2 separate regions of the Homo sapiens genome follow, and region 2 is linked to region 1. A link is a loop called in an ENCODE intact Hi-C map of the cell type or tissue named here. Cell type or tissue: Caco-2. All regions are shown on one strand. Each heading gives the region's core, and the rest is flanking DNA. Links, peaks and the distances in the headings are about the cores only.

Region 1 (16,788 bases), core at 5,504-10,503:
AGTTAGTGACATCAACTGTTCAAAGGGAAGCAGGGAAAAATGACTAAAGTTATTCAACCATCTCTTAAATCTGTAATTCTGTCTATGAATTAGCCACTCTACTTCATGCTTCATTGCATATTTTTTGGAGATAGCTAATTTTTCTGATTTAATTTATTTCTCTGAGTTTAGTTACTTTTCAGAACATATTTTATAGAAGTACTATAAAGGCTAGTAAACTTAAAAGATGTTTCCATTTATACATGCCAAGGGTAGAACAGTTTTCTTCTCCCCCTATATTTCCATTAGTTAATACTTTAAAAAGCCCGTGAAATAGCATCTATTCTGTCATTTTATTATCTGCTTGCTCCCCTCCAGCCATCATGGGAAAGATTTTAAGTACAGACATGCTATCAGATCTTTACTTCTGGAAATAAGGAGTTTCTGCAGTGAATAACAGTTACATTCTAATTATATTAATTCAGGCTGCAATTTCTTTGAAATATAAAGGACCTGCTGTCAGGGTGGTGTGGACAATGGAGGCTGAACATGTCAATGACATGACAAATTCCTCGAGCAGAGTGCCAGATGTATTGTTGCCCAGGATTCTTTTTTGAGAGCAAATTCAGTAAGCACTACCAGTGTCAACTCTGGAGTAAGGAATTGGTTCATTTGTTATCTTTCCAAGTTGCAGGTACATCTGCCAGAAGAGTCTGCCAACAGATGAATTGGTAATTAAAATCATTTCCGTGGCTATAGGGAGTGATTCCGAAATTGTTTCGCTTTTATTTCTTTCTTTTCCTGTGTAGAGGAAAAAATACTTTGGTGAATATTGATATGAATTTACCATGGGCAATACTAGAATTATGTGATTCATGAGTGCCTCACTATCCACATTCATACATGATCACCTTTGCTGGGATTTTAAGCTTTTCTTATAGAATTTTAAATTTCCATTCTTTGCCAGTTCTGTATGTTAGAATAATGCTTCATCTTATAAGTTCTTTGCAGATATAACAATACCTGATATAGGTCAAATACACTTAATAATACCACTCAATTTAAGAAACGGTATATTGTATCCCTTGCCTATTCAAGCTACTATGCTAAAATAAATAATAAATAATGTTGATAAATTTAAAATGTTGATAATTTAATTAAAATTAAAAATACATTATATAATATGAAGCAGGTGCTAGTGTAATATCTGCTCATAGTAGTTACCTAACAAATATCATTTTAGCTCTTCTTTTCTGTCCAGAAAGATACTACTTTGCCATCCACGTATCTATACCACATCACCATCATCATCATCACAACAATGAAAACAAAATAAACTAACATTTATTGACCATTTCCTATAAACAATCTAAGCATTTTATATGTATTCATTTACTTTATCCTTACAAAACTCTGCTTTGTATCCTTGTTGTACTATTGAGGAGGATCAGCCAAAGAGAAGTAACTTGCCCACACTGACACCACTAGGAAGTATCAGACCTAGAGATTTTACCCAAGTAGTCTGAATCTCAAGCACTCAAGCTTAACTACTTTCCAATAATGTCACGTAAGACCATATAAATAAATTAACTACAATAATTTTCCCAAATTGTGCAATAGCCCATTAATTGACTTGTCTTTTATTAGTCATTTGCTTACTCTTTTTTTCTTTTCTTCCTCTTCTCTTTCTCTCCTTCCTTCTTGTTCTTGTGTGTGTGTGTATATATAAAGAGATATATATTTATATATTATATATTACATATATAATATATATAACATATAATATATAATATATATTATATATTTATATAATATATATTACATATATAATATATATTATATATTGCATATATATCTATTATATATAATACATTACATATATTAGATATATAATACATTACATATATTATATATATATAATATATATGTAAAGAGAGACAGAGAGAGAGCTGCTTCTCTTTTTTAGCAACAAAGCAAGGTTTTCTACCATCCTCAGAAACTCAGAGGAGTCTTTATGAGAACTGCTAAATAGAAAATACTGTTCTAAAATTAAATTTTTAATTGTCTTATGGATTACTTTATTTAAAACTAGACAACAAAGTAGGTTTATAAATGTTGGTGACCTATGAGTTTACAATCAAGTTATTAGGATATGATGTGTGTATACATATATGGATATGTGCATGTAGGTACACATACATATATATAGCTATATATACACATATAATAGAGCATTGGAATACTTCAAATATGTTTAAATATGTGACGTCTTAGTGATCTTAACAGAAACAACAATTCATGTTTACCTCAGAGGAGAGAACCAACTCATTATTTTGCAAACTGCTAGATGAGGTAAAGAACAAAACATTTATCCTGGGTTTTGTTACTGTAGATACAAGTAGGAAATGGGGAGGGGAAGAAGTTTCTCCTTACAGAAATACCCTAGTCAATAAATGAAGAATGAATCGTTAGTGGATACATGTTATTTTATATTTGTCAAAACCTATAGAATGTATAACACCAAGAGTGAACCCAAAGAAAGGATGGACTTTGGGTGATAATAATGTGTCAATGTACATCCATCAATTGTAAACAGCTTACCACTCTAGTGAGGAATATCAATAATGAAGGAAGCTATGCATGGGTGGGAGCTGGGGGTACATGGGAATTTTACATACTTTCCACTCAACTTTGCTGCAAACCTAAAACTGCTCTAAAAAATAAAGTCAATTTTTTAAAATCATAAAATTAAGATATCACCACTTTGCAATAGCAAAAGAATTGATTAATCCAGGCAAAAATCCTCAATAGTTGTTAACATTTCACACATGCACATTTCCACTTATGGAAATATATACCACTATTTGTGAAGTAATCTTGCCAAAACCATGGAAGCAGAATCTGATCTCTAGCCGTAACTGTGAATTTAAAAGAAGTGCATTGTACAAGATGATGAATATGTTTGAGAACACATTAGGGATGGAATCAAGACAATTCAAATTATTAGAAAATCTTCAGTTAAAACAATCTCGTTTCTCCAATAAGACCAAGGAAAAGAAAAAAAAAGGGACCAAGAAAAAAAAAAGTAGAGATGAAGATAGAGCCTACAGGTTAAAAGAGACCCTAGAAATATATCAAATAATAATAAATCATGAACCTTGTTTAGATCTGGATTTGATTGTTAAAAAAATAGATGGTAAGATAATTGGAGATACGTGTATACTGACTACATATTAATTGATATTAGAAACTATTGTAATGTTTTTAGGTGTCATAATGGTATTTTATTTTAAAGAATCCCTATCTCTTAGAGACCCAAACTGAAAGATATATAGGTAAAAAGAAATTAATGCTTGGAGCTTTGTCTCAAAATAATGGGAAAAAGACCCAACCCAACTATATGCTGCATACAAGAAACTCATCTCACCTGTAAAGGGTTACAGAGGTTGAAAGTGAATGAATAGAAAAAGATATTGCAAGTAAATGGAAACCAAAAGGGAGCAGGAGTAGCTGTACTTATATCAGAAAAAATAGACTTCAAGTCAAAAGCTGTAAAAAGAAACAAGCAAGAACATTACATAATAATAAAAGAATTAATTCAGCAAGAAAATAAAACAATTGTAAATATATATGCACCCCACACTGGAGCACCCAGACATATAAAGAAAATATTATTAGACCTGAACAAAGAAATCCCAATACAATAGTTGGGGACTTTGACAATCCACTTAGCATTCAGCAGATCATCTAGACAGAAAATCAACAAAAAAAAAAATCTGATTTAAACTGCACCATAAACCAGATGGACCTGACAGACATTTACAAAACATGTCATCCAACAGCTACAGAATACACATTCTTTTCATCAGCACATGGAATTCTCCTGTAATGCCTATATATTAAGACTCAAAACAAGTCTCAAAAAAATTTTAAAAATTAAATTATACCAAGTATCTTATCTGACCATAATAGAATGCAACTAGAAATCAGTAACAAGAGGAACACTTGAAACTATACGAATGCATGGAAATTAAACAACCTACTCTTAACTAATGAATGAAGAAATTAAAAATAAAATTAGAAAATTCCTTGAAACAAAAGAAAATCAAAATACAACATCCCAAAACCTATGCAACACAGCAAAACCAGTATTAAGACAAGTTTATAACAATAAATACCTACCTCAAAAAATTAGAAACATTTCAAATAAACAACCTAATGATGCATCTCAAAAAACTAGAAAAGCAAGGACAAGTCAAACCTAAAAGTAGTAGAAGGAAATTATAAAGATCAGAACGGAAATTAATAAAATTGAGACTAAGAAAACATAATTTTAAAAATCAACCACAAAAAAAGTTGGCTTTTCAAAAACGTAAACAAAAGTCTCCCATCAACAACAACAACAAAAACTCCAGGACTAGATGACTCCACTGCTGAATTCTACCAAAGTTTTACAGAAGAAGTAATACCAATTCTCTCAAAAAAAACTGATGCAAAGGGAGTTCTTTCTTACTCATTTCATGAGACCAGCACAACCCTAATACCAAAACCAGACAGGAACACATACACAAAATGAAAATTACGAGCCAATATCCCTGATGAACAGAGACATAAAAATCTTCAACAAAATACTGGTAAACAGAATCCAACAACAGATCAAAAAGATAATATACCATGATCAAATGGGATTAATCCCAGGAATGCAAGAATGGTTCAACATATGCAAATTAACAAAAGTGATACATCCTATCAACAGAATGAAGGACAAAAACCATATGATCATTGCAATAGATGCAGAAAAAACATTTGAAAAAACTCAACACCCCTTCATATAAAAATTCTCAATAATTAAGTATAGAAGGAAGGTACCGCCAAACAATAAAGACCACATGTGACAGACTCACGGCTAACATCATATTGAATGGGGAATAGCTGAAAGTAAGAACTGGAACAGGACAAGGAGGCCCATTTTCACTACTGTTTTGTGATATGGTACTGGAAATCCTAGTCAGAATAATTAGGGAAGAGAAAGAAATAAGGGGAATCCAAATTAGAAAGAAGGAATTCAAATTGTCCCTGTTTTCACAGGACATGATCTTATATATAGAAAAACCTAGACTCCACCAAAAAACTCTTAGAACTGATAAACAAATTCAGTAAAGTTACAGGATACAAAATCAATATGTGAAAATCAGTAGCATTTCTATACACCAGCAATGAATTAGAAATCAAGAGGCCGGGCGCGGTGGCTCACGCCTGTAATCCCAGCACTTTGGGAGGCCGAGGCGGGCGGATCACGAGGTCAGGAGATCGAGACCATCCTGGCTAACACGGTGAAACCCCGTCTCTACTAAAAATACAAAAAATTAGCTGGGCGAGGTGGCGGGCGCCTGTAGTCCCAGCTACTCGGGAGGCTGAGGCAGGAGAATAGCGTGAACCCCAGGGGGCGGAGCCTGCAGTGAGCAGAGATTGCGCCACTGCACTCCAGCCTGGGCGACAGCGAGACTCCGTCTCAAAAAAAAAAAAAAAAAAAAAAGAAATCAAGAAGGCAATCCCATCTACAATAGCTACAAAATAAAATAAAATACTTATGAATAAATTTAACCAAGGAGGTGAAAATTCTCTACAAGGAAAACTGCAACACACTAATGAAAGAAATTGAAGAGAATACAAACAAATTGAAAAACATCCCACGCTCACAGATCAGAAGAATTAATATTGTTGAAATGACCAAACTACCCAAAACAATCTACATATTTAACACAATTCCTATCAAAATACCAATAACATTCTTCATGAAAATAGAAAAGCCATTCCCAAATATTGTATGGAACCACGCAAGACCTCAACCAAAACAATCCTGAGGAAAAAAAGAAAAAAAAAAAAAAGCTGGAGACATTACACTACCAGGCTTTAAAATATACAATATATTACAAAGCTGTAGTAACTAAAACAACATGGTAATCACATACATAGACCAGTGGAGCAGATTAGAGAACTCCAAAATTAATCCATATATCTACAGTCAACATATAACATCATATTGCATCAGATTCCTGACATATGCAACATATAACATCAGATTCCTGACAAAGGTGTCAAGGACATACATTGGGGAAAGGACAGTCACTTCCACAAATGGTGATGGGAAAACCAGGTACCCATATAGAAGATAATGAAATTAGACCCCCACATATCATCCTATACAAAAAACAACTCAAAATGGATCAAAGACCTAAATGTAAGACCTGAAATTATAAAACTACTAGAAGAAGACATAGGAGAAACACTTCAAGACATTGTTCTGGGAAAATAATTTTGGTTTTTTTTTTGGTAGAGATGAGGTTTCACCATGTTGCCCAAGCTGGCCTCAAACTCCTGGGCTCAAGTGCTGGGATTACGGACATGAACCACTGTGCCCAGCCTGGAAAAGATTTTATAAATAAGACCTCAAAAGCACACACAACAAAAGCAAAAACAAAATGGGATTATAACTAAAAAGCTTCTGAATAGCAAAGTAAATAATCAATAGAGTGAAAAGATAACCCACAGAATAGTAGAAAATATTTGCAAACTACTCATCCAAAGGGTATTAATATCTAGAATACACAAGGATCTCAAACATCTCAACAGCAAAATAAAAAATCTGATTTTAAAATGGACAAATGCTCTGAACAGACATTTCTCAAAAGAAGACAAACAAATGGCCAAAAAATACATGAAAAGATGCCCAACATCACTAACCACTAGGGAAATGCAAATCAAAACCACAATGACGTATCATCTCACCCCAATTAAGACGGCTATTATCAAAAAGACAAAAAATAACAAATGCTGGTGAAGCTGCAAAACCAAGGAAACTCTTACACACTGTTGGTGGGAATGTAAACTAGTATAGCCACTATAGAGAAATGCATGAAATTTCCTGAAAAGTCTACAAATAGAACTATCATTTGATCCAGCTATCCCCCTACTGGGCAATTATCCAAAGGAAAGAAAATCAGTGTATCAAAGAGACATCTGCACCCCCAGCAGCACCATTCTCAATAGCTAAGATTTGGAATCAATTTAAGTGTCTAACAACAGATGAACGGATGAAGAGAATGTGGTAGGCTGGGCTCAGTGGCTCAAGCCTATAATCCTAACACTTTGGAAGACCGAGGTGGAAGGATTACATGAGGCTAGGATTTCAAAACTAGCCTAGGCAGCATAGAAAGACCCCATCTGTACAGATGGAAAAAAAAATTAGCCACTCATGATGGTCCAGCGTACTGTAGTCCCAGCTACTCAAGAGGCTGAGGAAGGAGGATTGCTTGAATCCAGAAGTTGGAGGCTTCAGAAAGCCATGATCATACCACTGCACTCCAGCCTTGGTAATAGGGAAAGACCTTGTCTCAAAAAGTAAAAGAAAAGAAAGGAAATATGGTATATATACATAATGGAATACTATTCAGCCTTTAAAAAGAATGAACTCTTTTTATTCATGGCAACATGGATGAAACTGGAAGACATTATTTTAAATTAAATTAGCCAGGAACAGAAAGTTAAACACCACATGTGGAAGCTAAAAAAAAAAGTTGATCTCATAGAAGTAAAAAGTAGAATAGAGGATGATGATAGAGGCTGGGAAGAGAAAGGGGAAGAAGGAGGATAGGGAGAAATTTGTTAAAAGACAGTACAGCTAAGTAGACAGAATAAGTTCTAGTGTTCTGTGGCACTGTAGGATGCCAATTGCCAATAATAACATATTACATAGTTTTAAATACCTAGAAGAAAGGCATTGAAGGTTTCCAGTGAAATGAAATGATAAATGTTTGAGATGATGAACATGCTAATTACCCCTGATAGGATCACTATGCATTACACGTATCACAGCACCACTATGTACCCCATACATTATTATGTGTCAGTTTTTAAAATGTTTAAATAAAAAGTAAAAATAAGTAAAAGATAATGGGGGGAGTAGATGGTGATTGACAAAATTGACCCTGAATTAGTGAAATAAGCATGGAAGTTCATTATTTCATCTTCTCTTATATATATTTGAAATCTTTTCCAATAAAAGTTTATATATAACTTGGCAATTAACTTACCAAAGCCTGTTTTCTTATTTATTAAACAGAAATAACAATATCTACAGCAGAGATAATATCTCCTTATAGATTTTTCTGAAATTTTAAGTAGTATATTTAAATCACATGGCACACAGTGGCTGTTAGATAATTTGTGGGGACTCAGTTTGACCCACTTATTGCTGAATTGGCTGGTCTGAAGTTAGGGAGTTTTTGCGCTATTCCTACAGCATAGCAATGCTGGGAGGGTGAGCAAGGGACAAGAAAAACCTATGTCCACATGAGTCACCCTTTCAGGCACCACAAAGATGCTGGTGGGAGATTTTGGCTTTTTTGTTTTTGTTTTTTTTTAAAAGTTCAATCTTCAAATGAGTTACTATTTTTGGATTTGTGAGCCCTGGAATATGCTGGTGCTGGTAGACACACTGGGTTGGCTAAGTGTTTATTCAGTCCCAGGCAACTCCAGGTGCAGGTAGAGAAGGTGCAAATATATCTTATCTTCCAAAGCCATTTACTCAGGCTCCCCCCTCACTTCCACAGGCAGTTTTCTTTTATGAAATACCAAAAATATCAGATTATCTTCAAAACTAAATAATTCTAAACCTCCCAGTTTCCCCAACTCATTCCAATTCTCCCTGATTATTTTCTTTTTGCTTTGCATTCCTGTACTACTTAGCCTTACCCTTGTTCGCAAAAGACCAAAGTGTAAAGCAAAAAAATTAAACAGTGAAGTACAGAGGCACCAAGGCCGGAAAAGATTAGATTGCTCAGAGGCACAGTCTGCTTTCAGAGATGATAAGCCCTGAGTAGTTCTTCTGGTTAGTTTTTCAATGGCTGAATTTTTTTGGCTCTCTGGATACTGCTGGAGACTTCAGTTTGTTAAGAGCTAACCCTGGACTCTCTCCCGTTCCTGCCTGCATGTCAATTCATCTTATTTCTAATAAAGCCAATTCTTATTTTTCTAACTTGTTTCCAATTCTCAAATGTAGCTCCAAAGAAAACAGAAAGTAATTAAAATGTCAACACTTCCCTGAAAAAGAACATAAACTCTCTTTGGATTTTCTTCCCATTGGAAATGTTACTTTTCTCCAAGGTGCCTGGGCCCCATGTGTGGCAACCAGCTGTCACCCACAGCAGACCCATCAGGCAATGCACATAAATCCCCTCTGTTCATTACTCTCGTTTGCATTTCTTCTTCTTCCTTACCATTTTCCAAATGGAGAGATCCTATAAATGAAGTACTTATGCCTGTCTCTTATAATGGACTAATATCTACGCCAATGTAATATATCCAAATTGTATGCAATATGAAATAAGCTCCAGCAGCAATAAGCTATTTAATCTAATGTGGAAAAAGCAATGTGGAGCCTAACAGCTTATTATTTAGTGCAGTGCAATAAATTAACTAAGCACCATTTTGCATAATAAGAGCTGATTATTCCTTTTACCTTCATTTGGATTGGTTTGGATGGGTTATGACTGTCTTCAGAGTTAATCGGGTTTATGTGAAACAACTTCTTTTTTAAATGTATTCCATTAAAGAATGAAATAAGGAAGAGCAAACATGTGCCATTATTTTGCGATTGGTGTTTTTGAGGTTAGTCTTTTAGAAGAAAATTCCCCATTAACAGGCAAACGTTGTGACCATTGTCCCAGAACTCTTTAATTGGAAAGAAGCCAATATTTGTCTCCCTTCTCACCCTTTTTCTACTTTTCCCTGTAGATTCCTGCCATTCCCTTGACTCGATTTTTCAAAGCACTTTTAGTAAAACACTTGGTTTCTTCTTTCCAGTATCTCTCCAACCCTGGCCTCTCTCATCCCCACACCCAATTACTTAGCACTTTGAGGTACATATCAGACTGATCAGCACCACTGGTCAGTAAGTGCAGCCGTTCTATCTAGTGTTACAGCCAGACCTCCCACCAAAGGTCTCCAAAATGCATCAATAAGTATCAAAACACATGTCAACAACAATGGCTGCAGCAAATCATCATAACTAGCATTTTAGAGAGCTGAACATGATGCTAGCACCTTAAAGAGGCATCTTATAGTAACCCCATAAGGTAGATATCATCATCATCATCCCTATTTTACAAGTGGAAATTGTGTCTGATCAAGATTAAATATGAGGGCTTGATTCTGAATAACATCAAAATCTTTGTAACATGTTATATTATCTGCTGGGGGGTAAAAAATAAAACATGTTAGCGAAAAAGTCTCTCTCTGTTTCTGCATTACTGTCCAGGGAAAAGCAATTCAAAGTGGGTGTCCTATCTGCAGTGAGGCCAAACCTTCAAAATCACTTAGATGAGGTTATTTTTACAGTACTTAGGATACATGTGGGGTCTGCCACCTCTGCCCTTTATAGAGATTTGCATTCCTTTTCTGGATTAATAAACTGCTTGAGGTTAGGACGTGTATTTTCTACACAATAGGACATCAGTGTGGTATAACGTCTGAGTCAGAAAATCCTAGGTTTTTGGGTTTTCTTGTTTGTTTGTTTGCTTGCTTGCTTTAGAGACAGGGTCTCACTCTGTCCCCCAGGCTGGAGTGCAGTGGCACAATCAGTTCACTGCAGCTTTGACACCCTAGGCTCAAGTAATCCTCCCACCTCAGTCTCCTGAGTAGCTGGGACTACATGGATGCACCACTGCACACAGCTAATTTTCTAATTTTTTTGTAGAGTCAAGATCTAACTATGTTGCCCAGGCTGGTCTCAAAGAAAATCCCACTTCTGGGATCAAGTGATCCACCCTCCTCAGCCTCCCAAATTCCTGAGATTACAGGCATGAGCCACTGCACCTGACTGAAAACCCCAGGTTTTAATTTTGGCTCTATTTACCAGTAACTATAGCAAGCTCTAGTCTGCTTAAAATAAAAGTAGGTAAATATACCTCATAGAGCTGTTAAAGACAGTAAATGAAATAACATAAACACATAGCACAGGTGATAAAATCAATAAATTCTAGTTCTCTCTCTCTCTCCATACTCATTCCACCTCTAATATCTAAGCATCAGTTTTCTACACATGGAAATATTCCATGGAAGTGTCAAGGACAGTAAAGTGTGAATGAAAGCCTGACTGAAACTCTTTCCTTGCATTATTTTCTCTTAACGATAATTCATTGCCACATATTTACCCGTCTCACCAAAATGATATTTTTAAAAAGTGATTTTAATTCTACAACTTTTAATTCTACAACAATTCATAAAGTGAGTAAAGGTAACTGTCATTCTTATCTAATAGCCCTTTTCTTCTAAATTCTCCTTCTCTATTGCTTCATTTCTCTTCTCCAAGTTGTGGCAGTAAGCACCACTGATTATCTAAGGAAGCTTTGAATCAAGGTCAAGGACATCTAATTTTAAATTTTATCTCCTCACTCTTCTGACATGAAACTTTCCTTTCACTTTAGGAGGAAAAAAAAGAGCTAAGAAGAATAGCAAAAGACAAACCTGAAGTCTTTCAAAACTTTAAGGAGAAATTCAAGAAGAAGCCAAATTGTGATGTCATCCACACACATGAAAAATTATATGGCAAATTTTACTTAACATTATAAATGGCTTCAAGTTTTAAAGATGCATGAGGGGAAACATTATTCTTTGGACATATTTACACATTGTTGGGTTCTAAATGAAATGGTTCATAACAAAAAAATTATGGACAAGCCGGGCGCGGTGGCTCATGCCTGTAATCCCAGCACTTTGGGAGGCCGAGGCGGGCAGATCACAAGGTCAGGAGATCGAGACCATCCTGGCTAAAACGGTGAAACCCCGTCTCTACTAAAACTACAAAAAATTAGCCGGGCATGGTGGCGGGTGCCTGTGGTCCCAGCTACTTGGGAGGCTGAGGCAGGAGAATGGCGTGAACCCGGGAGGCAGAGCTTGCAGTGAGCCAAGATCGTGCCTCTACACTCCAGCCTGGGTGACAGAGCAAGACTCCGTCTCAGAAAAAAAAAAAAAATTATGGACAGTTTTCTTCAATGAATGACAAGTTGTTTCATCTTTGGTTTATGACATCTTTTCCTTTAGAGAACTCGAACTGTTTAATATTTTTTTGAGTTAAAAGAAGAACATTATTTGATGGAATTCGAGTTGATAAAATGACAGCTCAGAGAGATTAAGTAAAATATACAGAGCCACACAGCAAATTATTGTCCAATATTTTAAAATTTTGAATTGAGAGAGTGGGAAAGCTTTAAAAAGAAAAAAAAAGACAATATGCTGGGTAGAGCAGCTTACTTGAGAATTAAAATTTTGTTCTTGAGTCTCCCTCTCAATGCCCTAAGGGAATGCACAACTTAATTGAATGTGGGAGGCAGTGGGGGAATATATGAGATGAAACTTTGCCTAGAAATCTGGGAAGGGGAAGAAAAGTGATGCTTAAGGTTGAGCCTTCCAGAATGAATTGGACTTCCCAAGATCAACATTGTGAAGTAAGAGTGATGGGTTGGGGAGGAGAAGGCATTCCAGGCAAATGGCAGGCTGTGCTTGGCATGAAAACATGGGTGTAAACCTTTTATGTTGTGAACAATGAAGGGGCTAGAAGCTAGATCATGATTAGGTTTGCCTTTTGGAAGGATGAACATGACAAAAATAAAGGGTAGAGCTAAAATTGGGACCAAAGAGAACAGCTAAGGAGCTCTTATCGTTGTCAAGGGTGTTGGCGGGGGTGGGGGGGTCCGCTCTGTAACACTTATTTGAGTTGAGCAAGGTGGATCACCCATCAAAGCTGGTCCTCATGCTGCACATCCTACTCTTCTCACATATAAATCACATTGCATCTCAGCAAATTACAAATAATGTCATGTATCTCTGGGATGGCTCTAAAATGACTAATTTGTTCAAGCCATTGTTGAAAAGAAAGAAAGCCGAGGACAGGATCCTGGAGGACGCAGGTCAATAAATTGCTGAAAGAGCAGAGAAATCCATGAAGGCTCCCTGGAGGAAGAAGGAAATCCCAGAGAGCTAAAAGGTGTCAGGCACCAGAGAAGTCGATCAGACTCAGGGAAAGGAAGAGCATGGGAGGAGGCCAAGTAGAAAGGGCAGACCTACAGAACAAAGCCTGTAAAAGCAGAGTTTCAGGGTCATTGGTGGCTCCTGACAGAACAATTTGTATGGAATAAGAGTACAGTGATCCTATATTACAAGTAAATTGGGTCAGGGGTAGAAATGGCTGGTATGGAGCATTTTTTTTTTTTTTTTTTTTTTTTTTTTGGAGATGGAGTTTCATTCTTGTGGCCCAGGCTGGAGTGCAATGGCGTGATCTCGGCTCACCGCAACCTCCGCCTTCCAGGTTTAAGCAATTCTTCTGCCTCAGCCTCTCGAGTAGCTAGGATTACAGGCATGCGCCACCACACCCAGGTAATTTTTTGTATTTTTAGTAGAGATGGGGTTTCTCCATGTTGGTCCAGCTGGTCTCAAACTCCCGACCTCAGGTGATCTGCCCGCCTCAGCCTCCCAAAGTGCTGGGATTACAGGCGTGAGCCACTGCGCCTGGCCTGGAGCATCTTTTTAAGAAGTTTAGCTATGACAGGAAGGAAAGAGAGTGGCTATAGCCAGAGGGGCATGCGGAATGAAGGTGGGAACTTTTTTCATTTCTTTTTTTAAATGGTAGAGAGATTTGGGCATATTTAACGATAGTAATGAAGATAGAAAAAGAATATAACCTGGGAATACTAAGACCAGCAGAAACACAGATGTAAGAAATGAATGCTTTGGGTGGGGAGGGATACGGTTATCTGTGAGTTAAGAAAGGAGAATTTCATCAAAAGGAAGAAAGACAACCCTGGTTTCTGATGATCATATATAAAATGGCACAGTGGAAAGAACACTTTAGACTAGGAGTCTCCAGCCTTCAGTCCCAGTCCATGGCCTGTTAGGAACCAGGTCACACAGCAGGAGGTGAGCAGCAGGTGAGCACAGGAAGCTCTGTCTGTATTTACAGCTGCTTGCAATTGCCACATTACCGCCTGAGCTCCTCCTGTCAGTTCAGTGGCAGCATTAGATTCCAATAGGAGTGTGAACCCTATTGTGAGCTGCGCGTGCGAGGGGTCTAGGCTGCGCGCTCCTTGTGAGACGCACTCCTTATAAGAATCTAACGCCTGATGATCTGTCATTGTTTCCCATCACCTCCAGATGGAACCGTCTAGTTGCAGGAAAGCAAGATGTCAGGGCTCCCACTGATTCTACATTATGGTGAGTTGTATAATTATTAATATTTCATTATATATTACAATGTAATAATAATAGAAATAAAGTGCACAATAAATGTAATGTAATGTGCTTGAATCATCCCAAAACCATCTCCCACCCCGGTCCATGGAAAAACTATCTCCCATGAAACGGGTCCCTGGTGCCAAAAAGGTTGGGGGCTGCTGCTTTAGACCCTAAAAAGTCACTTACATTCAAAGTCAAATCCCAGCCTTATCTCTAACTAGCAGCGTCCCCTTTGACCAACACTTGACCTCTCTAAAACTCAGATTTTTCATCCACAAATAGTGATAAATACACCTACCTTAATGAATGAGGGGAGGATTTCAATTTCGATGATTCCCTGCTGACATCTCCTATTCTCTTCTCAGCTTGACTTTTCCCCCTAGCACCTATAACTTTCTAACATACTCAGTATTTTAGTGATTTATCTCGGTTATTATCTCTCTCTCCTAACAGAATGCAAACCAAACAAGAGTAAGAATGTTTTCCTATTTTGTTCACTGCTATATCCTCAGCGTTACAGTGCCTAGCACCTGGTAGGTTATCAATTTAAAAAAAAGTGAAATAAATAATGATTAGGATACTACAGAGCAGTTTCTCAACTTTGACACCACTGACATTTGGAGCCAGATAATTAATTTGCTTGAGGGGGTAGGGGCTGTCCTGTACCCCGTGAGATGTTTAGCAACATCCCTGGCCTCTAACCACTAGAGGCCAATGGCACCCCACCCCCAGCTGTGATGAGCAAAATTGTGCGCAGACGTTGCCAAACGTTCATGGAGGGGCAAAATCATTCAGACTTGAGAGCCTCTGCAACAGGGTAAGTACTAAAGATGGTAGCTTTTAATATTATTTTAATAGGGGAAGAAATGCAAAATCAAAGTAACATTTGATCATCAAATTCTCCCACAACCTGCTTAATTTGAGGTGGAGAAAAATACTGCTGCTGTGATGGTGTTGGCTTCACAGTAAACTGACATTTTACTTATTATTTTACCAAGAAACATGTTTAGAAGAAAACAGCTCTGTAAATCAAAAAAGTGTCTCCTAAGCTTCTTGTGTGTTAGTCGAATGTGAGAGATTTTCTTTTTTGTCACCTCTCTGAACAAACAATAATAGCAAAAGTAATCATTCCTATCCATACAGTCTTATAACATCAAAGCTAATAATGTATGGTAGATAATTCATGGGCCAACACTTTAAAAATACTAACATCTTAGCATCTATATTCTAATTAATGAAGGATTATAAGGTGCCAGAAGACACAGCTGCAGTTTTCATTTTTAGGATTATCTTTCCCTTCAAATTTTCTGTTTTTACCAGTCCATTCCTTTGCTTTAAATAGAAACCAGTGTCTTGTATTAAAATGGCTAATACTGATCTTTCAGAAACATGAGGATCTCATAAAATGGAGACTCTTCCAAAAATTGCTTTGGGGAGCATGGAAAAAAATATCAGCAATGACTTGTCTCCAACTTCTCCCTCCAAATACAGACACCACTAACTAGGGAGTAGTCATTTGATCAACAGAGAGCTCATGGTTAGGATGACCATGGTTAGGACTGGGTTTGCCTGAAACATTCCCGGTTCACGCCAGCTGTCCCAGTACACTAATTAATAGCAGCCCATTTTATTCTCAAAAATGTCTGGATTTGGACATTAAAAGTATATGGTCACCTTTTTCAGAGTTCATTAGCATTTGACTGTCCACACAAAAGAGAGGTGAGCAGAGAGGGATTTGGTGCCAACTGGCTTTTTGCTTTCCCGTCTCTGAGCCTCTGGCACATCTCAGACTTTTCTCAGCACTCTATGGCAGACCTAGCTACAAGGATAGTCCTTTCTGTAGCACAAGCTCAAAGGTAAACTATCTGCAAGTCAATAAATGAATCGGTCTTCCACCTAGCTTGTTGATCAATACATCATTTCTCCTCCACTTTCAAAAAAAGTGAAATGGAAATTAGCTTATCATGTGACAGAGTCTGGCTTGCCTTGGCCTTCCAGAAGGCATTTGGATTCAGAGAAGCCAAGTAGCGTGAGATTTGCTTGTGGATGAGGCTGGCCTCTGATTGCTGGGCCTGCTGAAAAGGCCTTCCGGACTGCAAGGTGCTAGCCAGAAGAACCCCCTGATAAAAGCCTCCTTGCCCCATAGCCTCATACTCCTCAGAGTAGAGTAGAGATGATATGTAAAGGCAGCCAACTGACCAAGAATATCCAGGCTTTTTATGAGTAAGATAAGCCTTTCTCTTTCAGGACCAAGAACACAGCTCAGGAGATTATACAAGAATCAGGAGTTAGCAACACAGCTATATGCCAGCTCAGATCAAGAGTCCAGGGGTCAGCAGTACAAAAGGGCTCTTATTCCAAAGTCAGGCCGAGGAGGAGAGAGACCAAGAACTCTAAATAGCTAAAAGGTAGTAACCTGAGATTAGACAATCCTTACTCCTTGAGCCCCACACCTTTCATTATTCAGCAGTCCCATCTGTAATATAGCTAATGTATTATTTATCATGATGATGATTTTAC
Region 2 (16,788 bases), core at 5,968-10,967, 68 kb after region 1:
TGCATTGATGGATTGTTGAATTAGGCTTCCTTCGCACACTTGGCAGGCTGTATTTGAAACTCCCATTTTCCATGACCCCCAATTTACTTGTACAACCATATCTTTTCTCCAGCCATACTGTTTCACTTTTGTCTCCTATAAATGCTATGTTTTCTGACCACCTGTATTAGTCCATTTTCACGCTGCTGATAAAGACATACCCGAGACTGGGCAATTTACAAAGTAAAGAGGTTTAAAGTACTTACTGTGTCACATGTCTGGGAAGGCTTCACAATCATGGTGGAAGGTGAAAGGCACAGCTCACATGGCAGCAGACAAAGTAAGAGAGGTTGTGCAGGGAAACTCCCTTTTATAAAATCATCAGATCTCATGAGACTTATCACTATCACGAGAACAGCACAGGAAAGACCTGCCCCCATGATTAAATTACCTCCCACTGGGTACCTCCCACAACACATGGGAATTCAAGATGAGATTTGGGTGGTGACACAGCCAAACCATATCACCACCCTACCTTTTTAAGTCACCTTTTGCATTCCCTTCAGCCTCCTTTATACTCCTTCAAAATCCATCTTTTAAGAGCAAACTTCCCTTCATTCAATCAACACACTCTTATTGAACACCTACTTTGTGCTTGCTACCCATTGTCCTAGGTCCTAGAAAGACAATGCTAAGAAAAAGAAATGCAGGCCCAATCTCTGCCCTGGTGGACTTTACAGTGTCTAGTGATTAAGTTTCAGTCTTGTCCCAGTTACTTTACTCTAACAAGAAAACAATCTCCCTGCTTGCACCTCCTTTCAAATACTCATATCTGTTTCACCCATTGGACACTTATTAGGTACAGCTATGTAGAATTCGTCATCCTATTCAGGGATTCTTTATTAAGGGTAACAATAATAATAATATCAGTAACTTCCATTAATTGAATGTCTACCCTATGCCAGGCACTCTACATATACTGTCTCTCGTCCTCACAATGACATTGCCTTGAAAGAGGTAATTTTTCTCTTTTTACTAATGAAGCACTTGCAGCTCAGAGATGATAAGTAATCTGCCCAAGGCCACATAATTAGTAAATGACATTATCAGTGCAAGAACCCAGGTCCCCTGGCTCTGAAGGCTCTCTCCACAACACAGCAAGCTGTCAGACGTCTTTGTTGCATCATGCATTGAGGTAGTGAATAGTCCGTAAACAGTGAGGAAGGGTAATGTGAGGAAAAGAACATGGTTTTGGAAAAAAAACAGACTGGCATTCAACTCCTAGCTATGCCACTTACTAGTTATGTGACCTTGAACAAATTCCTAAACTTCTTTGTATTTTGTTATCCTCATTTTAAAATCACCACAGCAAAAATAAATAAATAAAGTCATGTATCTCGCAGAGCTGCTGTGAGGATTAAATGAAATGATAAATATCTGGAAAAGCAGCATGTATATAATAGGCTTCCGGCCAATGCTTCTTCTCTTCTTCCTTTGTTGATGCAGATCAGTTAAAAGTTTGCCATCTATCTTTTTGTTGCTCATATAAATTCCTAAGTTTGATACTAAGAAACACCTGCAGAAGGGTCTTTCAAGCACCTGCAAGTATATTAAAGAGGCAGATACAGGAACTGAGAGATAAAGGCAGTATGGTTGAGAGGAGATGGAAAACCAATCTAGAAACCAGGCAGTGGGAGGCTGTGTGGTTCCTTTTGTTAGGAAAACTTTTCAAAGGCAGAGTCCTTGAAGCTTTTGTGCATCAAAAGCATTTGAAATGCTTTCCTCGGGTGCACTTACATAGTATTGCTTCTGTGGCAAAGAAGGTATAGTCTTGTCAAAATGCTATTGATTTTTTCAGAAGGAATCTAGAGACTTCATTCACCAATGAAGCCCTGCAAACAAGCCCTAAAGCCCACTTTTTTTTCTATAAATTGGTCACCCACTCCAGAAAAGAACATGGCTAATTAACTAAAGGTTCACATTTATTCAATCTGTACTAGGTACTTTGATAGACCTTGTACATCTACCATTTCCTTAATCTTTAAAGAAAAAAAGCTTTTTAAGGTAGGAATTATAATAAAATTGACACTCAGAGAGGTTAAATATCTTGCACAAGACCACACAGTTAGAAATCGTTGGTGAGATTTGAACTGATTGTTTATTTATTCAACAAATATTTATTGAGTGACTACTATGGGCTGAGTCTGCCTGTTTCTAAAGCTAATGCTCTTTTCACTATCTAATTCTTCCTGGTAAAATAAATAACAGTATTCTCTGTCTGTTACAATGTTCTTTCAGAATGCAAAAGCAGTTTGGCCAGAACATGATATGCTCATGGCTCAGAAAAGATAATCGGGCAGATTGGCCTGGCCAGGCAAGTGTCCATATGTCTCAGCAGCACTCCACGTGTATCCATTCATCTCAAAGCTAGATTTTTAAAAAAGAATGGTCCACTATAGTCAGGAGTGCCATTCTCGGGAAAGTATGACTATCTGTGTTTGATTACTTCTAAAACTTTATAACGAGGATACACTTCAGAACATCTATTTACTAGAAAGTTGAAAAGAGGTGAAGATCAGTACACGCGACTCACTAAAAAAGGAAATTATAATTTTAGTGCCTTACTTTTATATAGGCAATAGTTCTTTCCAGTGTACTATTTACAACATAAATGATGAGATTTTAGCCCCATACCATTCTGTATGATCAGGAAGGGAATGGTTATTATGTCCATTTCTCACAAGAGGAAACTGAGGTTCAAGTTGTCAAAGTCATTGGTACTTTCCAAATGTCCAAGTTCACATCATTATTTAATGGCAGAACCAGGATTTATCTTAGGATCTTTCTGCTCTTTCCAATGTACAATCTTCATTGGTCAGAATGAGCTAGGTTGTATTAGATTGTATTGCAGTAATAAATGGCCTTCAGATCTCAGGAGCTCACTATAATAAAGATTGATTTCTTGTTCATGTTCCTTGTCTGCTGTGGGTTTGGTCTGCTTTGTGTTTACTCCAGGACTTAGCGGACAGAACAGCCTCTATCTGGATCATTGCCAGTAATGTGGCAGTGTGAAAAGTGCAATTGATGGACCTCACACTGGCTTCTAGGGCTTCTGATAGAAAGTGGCTTTCACCCTTATTTCATTGGCCAAAGCAAGTCACAGCATTGCCCACATGCAATATGGCAGGTGTGTATCATCCTTTCACAGGGAGGGGCCCCAAATAGGCATAAAATTATTTCAGTTATATCAGGGTAGTAATGTATAAAGTGGTTGTCAGCCTCCCTTCCTTGTAGCATAAAGTTATTCTTTAATAAATGCGGTACTGACTAAGAATTATTTTAGGTATAATGAGCCAAGCAGTCCACTTAAATCATGTAAAAATTAAATAATTCAATAAATTTAATATTTAAAAACCAACAATTCTCAACTATCACTGTTGAGCACTAAACCCTCTGCATTTGCGAAGAGAGCAACTTTCACTCTGGGAATAAACTTTCCGTTTCTGGCAAGAGAATTGGATAGCAACATTGAAGTTCTACTGTGAATGGGCGTCAGGGTGTCATATTTGAATGTGTAATGAGTAAACATTGGCAGAAACCCCCTTTGCCACGTGACTTCAAAACAAACACCAGTCAGTAGGGAACTACCAGCTGTGCCCAGTAGAAAAAAATGCGCTCATATATTTTTCTTCCATGAGCAAAAAAATCCCCGCCGAGATCACCTCCCCTCAGAATGTAGGGCACGAATGTGTTCTCACATGAGTTCAAGAACAAAACCCCACCTCTGGAAAGTCCTCCTGGCAAAGTCATTTAAACAAATTGCAGAGGAAGACAGAAGTAGGACATGAAACAGAGTTCAGGCATTCACAGAATCTTGCATTCCCTTAAATCAATTCTCAGCTAAAGGAAAAAAAAATACAGCAGAGTTGGGGAGTGGGAGCATTTAGCAAGAGTTTAAAGTAGCTGATTTCTAATGTTGACTACATTATAATGTCCCTTACAATCCTAAGATTCTATGACTCCATAAGTTTATGTGATGACAAAAAGTTTCTGCTTTTTCAAGTACAGAAAAAAAAAGAGAAGAGGCTATGTTTTATGTAATAATAAAATTTAACAGAGAACTGCACCCTCCCACCTCCAAAAAAAATGTCCTGGTGACTATAAAGTTGTCTTGGGCTAGGCAATCTGCATATAGAATTCTGTTCCTTAAAAATTTTTTGGCACTGAGTCAGAACTTGATTTGTAGAAATGACACCTCCCCAATACTTCTTTTAGAGCAGTGAGGGGGAGGTAGAATGAACTGAGTTAGAACTTTACCTTAGACTTTTTGTAAAGGTCACCAAAGGGAAAATCCATAAAGAGTCATTGCCCTTTAGTCACTTACACGTATGAAATGTGTTGTCCTAGGATGAAAGAGAATCATTACTGTACATCACATTTCGGATTAAATAATTGTTGTGTCTTGCTTTTTTTTCATGACTTTAAATAGAATTCAGGTTGAAATGAACCTGGATTAATAGGAGATGTTTCTAAATATGTCAGTTGTGCTTTTTTGATATGCATGGATGTCATTCTACTATTTTGTTGGCATAATTGCTAGCAAATCCCCATAACTGATATTCAAATTTTAGTATAGATGTAAGTAAAAGTGTGTCCAGTTATCAAAATATAGATATAAGTAAAATTGTGTCTTAGTTATCAAAATACCAAATTTCATTTGAGCAAAAGAAATGAGGGGAGAGAAGATGGATATATTAACTTCTCTGATAAGCAACATACTACCCTGCTGCTTTCTCTAGCTACTTACTACAGAAAGAGTGCATGGTCATGAGATGCATGGAGTCTCTAGTATCTAACTGAACACAAAGAAACTTCTCTAATGGCTAGTCATGTTAAGTGATACAAGAGATGCATCCACTGGAAAAGACTGTGGCTCACTTTGAGGATGAGTATAATGTCACAGGATCAAAATATTTGAAAGAGAGAATTTGGAAGCTAAGGTTAATTTAGAATCTATAATTGCTCAGAGTTTTCTTCCCCTCCACAACCAATTCAAGTCTCTCTTAGACTCCTGAATCAAATAGCTGGTGGAGCCCATAAGTAGTAGCAGAAGTCAGTGAAACTAAATAGAGGATCAATAATTGTATATACACACATATATATATGAATGTATGTATACACACATACATGTATGTATATGGAAGTGTATACATAGATATATATCTATACATTTTTTTTCTTTTTGAGACAGAGTGTCATTCTGTTGTCCCAGCCGAGTGCAGTGGCACAATCTCGGCTCAATGCAACCTTTGCTTCCTGGGTTCAAGCGATTCTCATGCTTCAGCCTCTCAAATAGCTGTGATTACAGTCATGTGCCACCATGTTCAGCTAATTTTTGTATTTTTAGTAGAGACGGGGTTTCACCGTGTTGGCCAGGCTGGTCTTGAACTCTTGGCCTCAAGTGATCCACCCGCCTTAGCCTCCCAGAGTGCTGGGATTACAGGTATGAGCCGCCATGCCATGCCCGGACTATATGTATGTATTGAAGATAAACACATACATATATGGAGATTATAGATACACATATGTATATCATATATATCCATACATCCATACATATGGTGTGTGTGTGTATATATATATATGTTTACTATATGCGTGCACACACACACACCCCCCATATATATATTTCCATAGGTATGGTGTGTATATCTCTATATGTATATACCAGATATATATATATAAAAATATATATGTATATACCTTACACATGTAGAGATATACATGTATCATATGTGTATCCATATATATGGTATATATTTAATCTATGTGTGTATCTATAATCTCCATATATGTATATGTTTATTCTCTATATATGTATAATATACACATGTATACATTTCCACACACATACATATATGCATATATACATATATTGATATATGTATGTGCATATACAATTATTGATCCTCTATTTAGTTTCACTGACTTCTACTACTACTTATGGGCTCCACCAGACATTTGATTCAGGAGTCTGAGAGAATTGAATCTGTTGCGGAGGGGAAGAAAGCTACGTGCAATTATAGATTCCAAATTAATCTTAGCTTCCAAATTCTCTCTTTCAAATATTTTGTTCCTGTGACACCATACTCAACACCTTCTTCTCAAACTGAACCAGACTCTTTTCCAATGAAAGTATATTCCATATCCATAATACATGGATATACATATACACACATATGGATATATCCATGTACATATATGGAAATATACATGCATATATGAATACATATATACATACATATTTATATATGTATTTGATTGATTATGGCACAACTAGCTACTCAACTGATTTTTTTAACAAACCCCAATGTTATGCCATTTACAAAAAGAAATGCCTTCTGGATTAAAGACAACTGTAAAAAATAAATACTTCAAGAAAATCTAGCATATCATATATACATATATGTACAATCTATTATGTGGAAGGAGGCTTTCTTGTCAAAATGGAGAAGATATAAAAGAAAAGAGAGACTTACTTGATCATATAAGAATTTAAAACATTTTGTTAAAAGAAAGATTCCACAACAAGGTCAGTAGACTAATGATAGGTTTGGAAATATTTGTGGCATCAGCAACAGTTGGGTTTTTTGTGTTTTTTTGTTTTGTTTTGCAAATTGACAAAAGCAAAGACAATGAATAACGGAAAAAAAGGATAAAGAATTCAAATAGGATATTTACATAGGGGCAATGACCAACAAGCAAATGAAAATATTCTCACATTAAATCATAGTCGGGGAAATGTAAATTAAAGTTACAATGATATATATATTTTTATGTCCATCAGACTGGCAAAAATTGAAATGATCAATAACCTCTATTAGTGGTAGGTATATGGAAAAATGGATGTTCATACATGCTGAGAAAAATTTAACTGTAAAAACTGTTTTGGAAAGCCATTTCGCAGCAGACATAAAAAAACTGAAGATACATGCACCATTTAACCCTGCAATCTCTCTCCTTGGCAACTCTCCCAGACCAATATTACATAGAGCATGTGTAAAAGGGCACCTAATGTCAGTGTTTATAATAGCAAGAAAAGGAGAAGGGACAGGGATCAAAGTAAATGCCAGTCAATAGGGAATGTCTGAATAGGTAACAGCTCATCCACACCATGGATTATTAGGCAGCAGTTCCAAGGAGTTAGACTCATTAGAGCTAAATTTCTACTTATAAGAGATTTCTGTACAGTTATGCTTTACATGAAAAAAGAGATGTAGAAAGTATATATTATGCAATGCTCATAAAACAAACAATAACAAAACTTCCCTTATACATGTGTGTAAGTGTAAAAAGTGTATATATGATATGAGCAAGGGGAAAAATGTAAAAGTACATATCAAGTCACAAACGAGTTACATGGCAGAGAGGGGTGTAAAGGAGGAAAGAAAGGGAAGTAGAAGCTAAGCAAAAGTTTTAATATACTTCTCTAAATAATATATAATTATATGTGTGAGATAACATATATGCATTTATGCAAAAACTATATATATGCTTGTCTATATGAGAAATTAGAAAAAGATTGAAAAGCTAGTCTAAAAGCATGCTCAAACCATGACATAAAAATTAATAAAAAATATCTAACATTTACAGAGCCCTTTCTATTGGCAGACACTGTTCTAAACAGGTACCAACTCAATCCTCACAACAACCCTACGATGGGAATATTAATATCTTTGTTTGCAACAGAGGAGAGTCCAACTTACTTCTCTACAACTTTAGAATAGAACATTTAGTTTCAATTGCAAAACTGAAATTAAGTCAATCATCTTATTTGTTTCTTCAGTAATTTTGGCTTGTTTTCTTGGATGTCTGGATTTAGAAGACAGACTCTAACAGGATATCGTAAATAAAGAATTTAACAGGATACCATAAATATATCTACTCAACTAGCCAAGGTTGGTGAAAGTCATCTAAATCAAGGGCAACTGTCTTCACAAGTAGCCTCTTCCATCCCTCATTTGTTCAACCAGGAATCATGGAACACCTTCTGCACAATTCTGGGCCCAGGGGATTTGTTGGTGGCTATGACAGCCTCTGAATATTTGATGGCTTGGAAGGCTAATAACTCATGTTGCCCTAGCACATTTTTACCTCTTATTCTGAAACTAGGTGAGAAAAATTACTGGCTTTTTTGACAAAATGATGGGGCAGAATTCTAATCCTTTCTGGGAAAGAGACAGCTTCCAAGAACATGGCAGCTCTACCTAATCCAAACTCATGCATGGAAAATAACAGTGAAAGAGCCACAAAAGCAGCCCTCGATAGCTGCCTATGACTGGCACATAGCAAATAATTTCTTCATCACTAGCATTTTAGAGAGAAGTTAGGGGTTGCTAGTTTTTCCTTCTATTTGCATATCTAATTTAAGTATTCTTTGATCTTCCACCTTTATGAAGAGATGCCAAGCACCAGATCATCAACAATAGAATGCTTGATGCTCAAACACCATGACTCCCCACTCCATTTCTCTCCATTCTCTTCCGAAATCCACTTTGTGAGAACCCCTACTAAGGTCACAGTGTTAAAACAGAGATTGTGATCCGGGTAAGGCTACAGAAAGTCACTAATGAATTTATTGAGCAAGAGATGCCACTGAGAAAACCCAGGGCACTGGTCTACCGCTCTGAGTTTGGACCCTGATGAAGTCCCGAATCTGTAAATACACAAATTAAGAAAGCACTTCGATGTCTTGCAGCTCTGAGTGTCCAAGAGCCAAGATGTTCAATTGCACATGTGTGTTTTTGCAGGCTTCTGGCTTTTCCTTCTCTCTCTTAATCTGGCTGCCTCTCACGCCACCTCTGGCAAGGTACACTCTGGGGAGGCCAGAACAAAGTTTCCATCCAGTCATTCCCTTCGGTTAATTATTAGCAGCTCTGGTAAAAGTTGTTAGTGGGGCCGTTGGAAACAACAAACTGAAAATATGTTTTTAGTTTAACCATAAAGTTCATTTGTTTGGGGATTTCAGGAATCCTGTCCTGAAAGGATTCCTGTCCTGCCCAAGATAACAGTGGGCAGAGGTGAGATGGTGAACTAAGAAATGATAGATAATCTTTTCTCTGTAACTAATTAGCTAGGTGACCCTGGTCAAAGGAGGGAAGGTAACTCACAATATGACAAGTTGGGAACTCTGTGTTCTCTCACTTAATCCTCATAAAAACATATAACCTATGTATTTTTATCTCCATTATACAAAGAGACTTAAATCCAAAACTCTCTAAACTTTGCATTAAACCGGCTTCATGCCATTTAATTTACCCAAGTTCCTGTGTTCTTACCTAAGAAAACAAGGAGTTGGAATTAGTTGCTCTCTAAAAGGTCTTTCTAACTCTATAAGACTATGAATCATTTGACCTAGCAGGAAATAAACAATATTTCTCTAATAATTTCCGCAAAGTTTTTCTCTTCTTGGCCTTTATTTCCCCGTAAATTTGGGGGGCAAGTAGATAAAATTGTATTCTTCACATAAACATGATAAAATAGCTGTTCGCTCATTAGTTGTCTAATGACAACCCCTGAGGCTATTGCTTCACTCTTGTTTATATTGCTCAGTTCCGTCAGTTTAGAAGACATTAAAAAGCAGAACTGAGTTGGCTGTTTTACGTTAGTGGTGAACTTTGTGCCTCAACTGTGTTGCAACCCCACAGTTTACTCAACTCCACCTGGCAATTCAGCTGTTTGAGATAAAGTAGATTTTCTCCTGGGGAAACCAGTAGCAATTTATCTTGTTCTTGCTCTACTGCTGGCATACAGGAGGTTGGGCATTTAATAGACAGTCATCTGCCAGTAGGAGGTAATAATTGTTTTTTAGATTAAAAACAAATGAAATATGAAGGGAGTTACTGCCATATAGGAGGAATTGGAGCCAATGCTCAAGTAGTCTTGTCTAGAGCCAATGTAAGAACTTCTGTTGGAAAACTACACTTTTATGTATATGTATGAGTTTCTGCATGTGCATGCATATGAGTGCTTTAGCGTCTTGTAGATGTGTGCATGACAGCGGGTAGGGAAACTCTGGAAAAATAGCCAGTGAAGACCCAAAGCAACTCTTATTTTCTACACTCACAAGTACTATAAGAGTTGGATCGGCCGGGCGCGGTGGCTCACGCCTGTAATCCCAGCACTTTGGGAGGCCGAGGCGGGCGGATCACGAGGTCAGGAGATCGAGACCATCCCGGCTAAAACGGTGAAACCCCGTCTCTACTAAAAATACAAAAAATTAGCCGGGCGTAGTGGCGGGCGCCTGTAGTCCCAGCTACTTGGGAGGCTGAGGCAGGAGAATGGCGTGAACCCGGGAGGCGGAGCTTGCAGTGAGCCGAGATCCCGCCACTGCACTTCAGCCTGGGCGACAGAGCGAGACTCCGTCTCAAAAAAAAAAAAAAAAAAAAAAAAAAAGAGTTGGATCAATTTCTTGTGCTTAAAATTGGGTTTTATTTTGTTTATCTTTTCCACATCCCATATGTAGCCATTTTCTAGGAAAAAATTACACTGATAGCAACAAAATAATTTTTCAAAATGTATATAAGAAACAGTGCAATGTAAGACATGTAGAAGAGAGCCAGAATATGCCTTGGTGGATTGATGAGAATGCTAAGCAACGAAAGACATTCATGCTGCAATCTATACAACTAAGCAGCCTGAAACCTCCTCCATTATTCAAGTTTGAATTCAGAAAGAAGACAATGGCCTTATTCAGCTCCAGTCAATCCTAGTGTTATGCATTGAATTATTTCCCCCTAAAAGTTGTTGACATGCTAACTCCCAATACCTGCAAATGTAACTTTACTTGAAAATAGGGTCTTTGCTAATGATCAGGTTAACATGGGGTCATTAAGGAGTGCCCTAATCCAATAGGACTGTGGACTGTGTCCTTATTAAAAGGGGGAAATTTGCACACAGAAGAAGATACACACACACAGGGAGAATGTGATGTGGATATCAATGCAGAAATTGGGGTGACGCATCTAAAGCCAAAGAATCCCGAAGATCGACAGAAAATCCCCAGGAGCTAGGAAAGAGACATGAAACAGATTCTCCCTTACAGGCTTCAGAAGGAACCAAATCTGCCAGCACCTTGCTCTTGGACTTCTAGCCACCGGAACTGTAAGTCAATACATTTCTGTTGTTTAAGCCACCCAGTTTGTAGCACAGATGCCCCTCAACTTAGGATGGGGTTATGTCACAATATTTTCAAATTATAAAGGATTTATCCAGATGTAGATACTTAATGTGTCACTTTTGCACCATCATAAAGTTGAAAAATTGCAAGTGGAACCATAATATGTTGGGAATTGTATTAATCCGTTTTCACACTGCTGATGAAGACATGCCCGAGACTAGGTAATTTATAAAGTAAAAGAAACTTAATGGACTTATAGTTCCACGTGGCTGGGGAGGCCTCACAATCATGGCGGATGGTGAAATGCACGTTTTACATGGAGGCAGCAAGACAGAATCAGAACCAAGTGAAAGGGGTTTTCCCTTATAAAACCATGAGATCTTGTGAGACTCATTCACTACCATGAGAACAATATGAGGGAAACTGCCCCCATGATTCAATTATCTCCCACCAGGTCCCTCCTACAACACGTGGGGATTATGGAAGCCACAAATCAAGATGAGATTTGGGTGGGTGGAGACACAGCCAAACTATGTCAAGAACCATATGTACTTTGTTACAGCAGCCCTAGGAAACTAATACACTTAGGTTTTCTCCCAGCCAGTTTCTACAACCACGAGTCTTTCCTTTCTCATCTTTATTGGCACAGTGTCTCTAGAGAAGAGAGAAATATTTAAGAAGAGTTGGATTTTTCCTCCACTTTCTTTTCCTTCAGTCTTGTCTTCTCTAATTTCCAAAGAGACTCTTTTTTTTTTTTTACTTTTATTTTAGGTTCAGTGGTACGTAATTGTGTATCACGGGGATTTGGTGAACAGTTTATTTCATCACCCAGGTAATAAGCATAGTACCCAATAAGCAGTTTTCTGGATCCTCACCCTTCTCCCACCCCCCCACCCTCAAGTAGGTCCCAGTGGCTGTTGCTCCATTCTTTGTGTCCAAATGTACTCAGTGTTTAGGTCCCACTTATAAGTGAGAACATGTAATATTTCGCTTTCTGTTCCTGCATTAATTCACTTAGGATAATGGCCTCCAACTCTGTCTGTGTTGCTGCAAGAGACATGATCTCACTTTTTTTTTTTTTTTTGTGAGACAGAGTCTCGCTCTGTCACCCAGGCTGGAGTGCCATGGCATGATCTCAGCTTACTGCAACCCCTGCCTCCCAGGCTCAAGCAATTCTCCTGCCTCAGTCTCCCAAGTAGCTGGGACTACAGGCACCCACCACCATGCTCAGCTAATTTTTATATTTTTTAGTAGAGATGGGGTTTCGCCATGTTGGCCAGGCTGGTCTTGAACTCCTGGCTTCAGGTGATCTGCCTGCCTCAGCCTCCCAAAATGCTGGGATTACAGGCATGAGCCACCATGCCTGGCCTTAAAATAAAAGTCCCCACTAACTCATTCTATGAGGCCAGCATTATTCTGATACCAAAACCTGACAGAGACACAACACGAAAGAGATATGTTTATAAGAAACTCCTCATATTAAAAAAAAAAGTGGCTGCCGGGTGCAGTGGCTCACGCCTGTAATCCCAGCGCTTGGGAGGTCGAGGTGGACAGATCATGAGGTCAGGAGATCACGACAATCCTGGCTAACGTGGTGAAACCCCATCTCTACTAAAAATACAAAAAAAAAAAAATAGCTGGGCGTGGTGGCAGGTGCCTGTGGTCCCAGCTACTCGGGAGGCCGAGGCAGGAGAATGGCATGAACTAGGGAGGCAGAGCTTGCAGTAAGCTGAGATTGCACCACTGCACTCCAGCCGGGATGACACAGTGAGACTCTGTCTCAAAAAAAAAAAAAAAAAAAAAAAATTAAGTGGCTAATTCTACCCAAAGGCCAAATAGAAAAGAAAAGAAAAAAAGGGCAGCTATTGAATTGATCTCGGAACTTATCTCCCCAAAACGTTTGAGCTGAGAACTCTTGGGCCTGGATGGCCCAACAGTAGTTGAAGAAGAGAACAGAAAAACAATTTGCCTCTAGAGAGTCCTTCAGTTCAGGTGTGATATCAAATAATCTAATTGGATTCAGATATTCTGCTTGCAATACATGCTTTAAGATAGCTGCAGTGTTTTTAAGCAGCTGATTGGGCCATATATTTAGATAGGTTTGGTTTTCCAGTTTTGCTACTGTTGTGTCTTCTTAGAGAATTATGGATGAATCCTGATACTTAGAATTAGGTTGGAGTTAGCTGTTGTGTAAAGGAGTAGCTGAAAGGACTGACATAGAGAAGATGCTTTCTCGTATTAATTTAGGAAGGAAGGTGGGTTCAAACAGCTGAGAGGTGAACAGATGGCAGTGCATGCCGGGAGTTCCTGGCAAAAAATCAGTCACTAGAAGGGGAGGTTGAATGGAATGCTTTTGTGTCCAGGTTGCAGGAGAAACAGGAAGCTGAGACTAGATTTGGCAGCTTCTAATACAAAATTTATTAAAGTGAATTGAATTTTATTGTAAACAAATGACAATTTATTTTTCATATCTCTGCTCAATTTCCTCAGATACTTTTCTTGTGAGAGTTGAGCCTCTTAAATCACTATTCTCAGAGAATAGAAAATTCAAATATGACAACGGGGTTTAAACTGTCCATATCATTAAGCTTTGAAAAGATGGCAGGAATCTAAGAAAAAGATCCAAATATTGAGAAGACGTATTCCTTTCTTTCCATGATAAAAATCACAGAAAAAAAAATACTGCATAGGCATAGAGTTAATAAAAGATTAGGATCTTGATCTTTCAATGAGAAAACCTGAGCTTCTGGACAGTTCTAGGAAAAGCCACTGGAAGCTGTTGTCTTTGTAATGAAGGGTTCTTCTGCCAGATAACATGTGCTGTTGAAAGGCAAGTCTTTGCTGCATGACTGGTCACTCTAAGCATGCCTCTGACAAGGACACTTTAGAGGTAGCCACTGTTTCTGAACCAAGCCAGTTTCAAATACTCTTCCTTGCTCAGCAATGGACTATACTTCTTTTTTCACTTTGAGGCCTGTCCCCAAAAGCTGTCTAATAAGCCTTATAGCAGATACCAAAGGCAATTCAAATTCACTTTGAATCATGCTTCAGGAATCAGCTGCCGCAGACAGTGGTGCAACGACACATGCAAATTTCAAATAGCTAAGATACTTTACTGAGGCTTTAAAACATCAGCTCTATTTTCAAGTCAAAGATAAATGTGTCTACTGCTTTTCTCTGGGGTCATCACGTTGCTGCACTCAAGGGGAAACTTCCACCAGGTCTGTCCACTCCATATTTTTCATCCTTCTCCCTATTCAGCAGGATGCCTGGCAGGTTACTGGAACTGTGCTGGATATCAAAGATATAATTTCTGGGGGCACAAGAAGGTCTTTTTAGTCCTTCTAGAATAACATGGAAAGAAAATTCAACAAGTTATATGATGAAGTGTGATAACTATTTTGATAGAGGAAGTAGAATGCTGTGGGAATAGAGAAAAGAATTTCTAATCTAGACAAGAAAAAAAAAAAAAACAGAGAATTCTTCCAAATGAGCAGAAGAGAGCCAGGGAAGGAAGAAAGGGGCATGTGCAATTAGTCAACAAAATCACAGCCCATAACCTAACTCTGATTGGTTCACAAATCAGCCAACTGCTTCTATTAACTTCTTCCCCCAGATATCCACTTGGTTCACTCCTTAATTTCACTTGGGTCTTTACTCAGATGTCACCTTTTTACTGAGGTCTTTCCTCACCACCCTATTTAAATTACACTACACCTCCAACACTACCAATTTCTCTCCCCAACATTCACCTAACTACATATTTTGACTGTTGTTTATTTTTTGTCTATTTTCTTTCATACAAATAGATGCTCCCTTAGAACAATTTTTTTCTGTTATTTTCACTGCTATATCTTAAGCATCTAAGACAGTATTTGCAACATAACAGGCTCTTCGTAAATACATTTGGGCAGTCCATAAATACTTGCTGCCACTAGCTGATGAAGGATCCAAAATGAATTTGTGGGACAGGGTATGCTAATGTTGATGATCTCCACCCAAATCTTCTGATAGTTACCAGTCTTGATTTCAGTAAGCAAGACTTGGCAGCAGGAAATAATAATAATGTTTAATGTTTATTGAGTGATCGTGGTATGCTAGACCCTGTTAATAATCAAATACATCACTTCACAGTTTCCTCAAAATAACTTTGGGAGGTAGGGACTATTATTATCTTCATTTTACAGATAAGGAAATGGAGACACAGAATGCTAACCAACTTGCTCAAGGCCTCACACACAGACATTTAGTCACACCTCTGATAAGTCAGGAGCCAGGATTTGAGCCCCAATAATGGATCCAGAAGACTAACAATCTCCAGAAACGGAACCCATTCTGTACTCTGACAACACCGGACACTGATGTGAAAGATTAAATCTATGCTGGTAAGAAGAACTACAAGAGCTTTGATTCAACATTTTATGCAGGCCTAGATAATTATTTGTTGTAGGGAGACTGTTCTGTGTGCTATCACATGGTTAATGGTGTCTCTCTGGTCTCTACTCACTAGATGTCTCATATCCCAAGTTGTGACAATCATAGGTGTCTTCAGACATTACCAATGTCTTCTTGGGGGAAGGAGACAGAGGAGCAAAATCACTCCCAGTTGAGAATCAGTGACTTAATGTACTACAATAAAACTCATTATTCCACAGTGTAGCACTTTTTTCAAAGCCCAGTGAAATTATGGTATCATTTCTCAAAGTTATTTACAGAAGTTCCTCAAATACTTTTATTCAGCATTTCCATGGGGACTTGTTTGCAGCTACCCCTAAAGATGAGATTGTTCTAGAAGTGGGTAGAGACTGAGAGGGGAGGTAAAATAGCAAAAATGACAAAAGAAGACATGAGGTGTTTAATCACCCTCTTTTTCTTAGGTCAGGGCTATGCTGCCTAGGGCCCTTGTGTTTCCCTAGATTTGAAACATCAACAGACTGCAGGGCCCTCTGGGCATATCACAGCTTCTGCCATGGCTCCTAGAAGCCTTTGAAGCTGACAAAAAAAGGATGGAAGCCACTCTCATCTGCACATGCTATTTTTGCATATGATGCTCCCTCTGCCTGGAACACTTCACTTCCACCTTCCCTTCATCACTTTCAGTGGTAACCCCCAGGCCTATTTCCTTGGTAAACGTTACCTTCAGAAATAATCATGTTTGTTCATTGACTTATCTGCTGAATGTCTGACTTCTTCACCACTCCCCAGTTATCGCTAGAACGGAAGCTCAATGGAGCAGTGACCCATAACTCTATTTCTAATTCCTAGAGAAAAACATGACTGATGCATAATATATGTTCAATAAATATGTGTTGAATTAATTCACTAATCCTAGACCCTACCTTATACTATTTAAGCTTTTTACATGTCTCTCTCTGAACCACAGACAAACCATTCATGAAATGATCTTTATGGGGAAGGCATGACAAGAGTCAAAAGGAAGAGTCTTAAGAGATGAGTCGCTGAACATCATACTATTGTAAGCCTGAAGGGGTGGTTTGGTTTAGGCAGCCCAGTAACCCTGGAAAAGACTTGCAGACAAACTGTTGTCTGTGTACCAAGATCTTCCTATCCTAGTGTGGGAACATTAGTCTCTATGTGACTCAGCAACTTTTTGCTCCTACTGTGCACTC

The links. Peaks named below come from ENCODE experiments on the same cell type or tissue, not always from the same donor. Only the 100,000 strongest peaks of a DNase experiment are listed, where the experiment ranks them.
Region 2: a loop joins it to region 1, with 6 times the contacts of the local background. A loop is called at or near these places in 2 of 110 quality-filtered maps.

The regions. Positions count from the first base shown.
Region 1 is chr12:91,994,015-92,010,802 of GRCh38, forward strand. All of the region lies in intron 1 of LINC01619 (long intergenic non-protein coding RNA 1619), which reads right to left. Among named protein-coding and RNA genes, the nearest start is that of LINC02404, 130 kb to the left of the region's middle. In Caco-2, for the core only: no CTCF peak of the experiment used is centred there; a DNase peak (open chromatin) is centred at 8,517.
Region 2 is chr12:92,061,614-92,078,401 of GRCh38, forward strand. The region is part of intron 1 of LINC01619 (long intergenic non-protein coding RNA 1619); the gene reads right to left. Among named protein-coding and RNA genes, the nearest start is that of LINC01619, 73 kb to the right of the region's middle. RefSeq lists enhancers at 16,072-16,788, 16,620-16,788. In Caco-2, for the core only: no CTCF peak of the experiment used is centred there; DNase peaks (open chromatin) are centred at 8,848 and 9,678; H3K4me3 peaks cover 441 bases.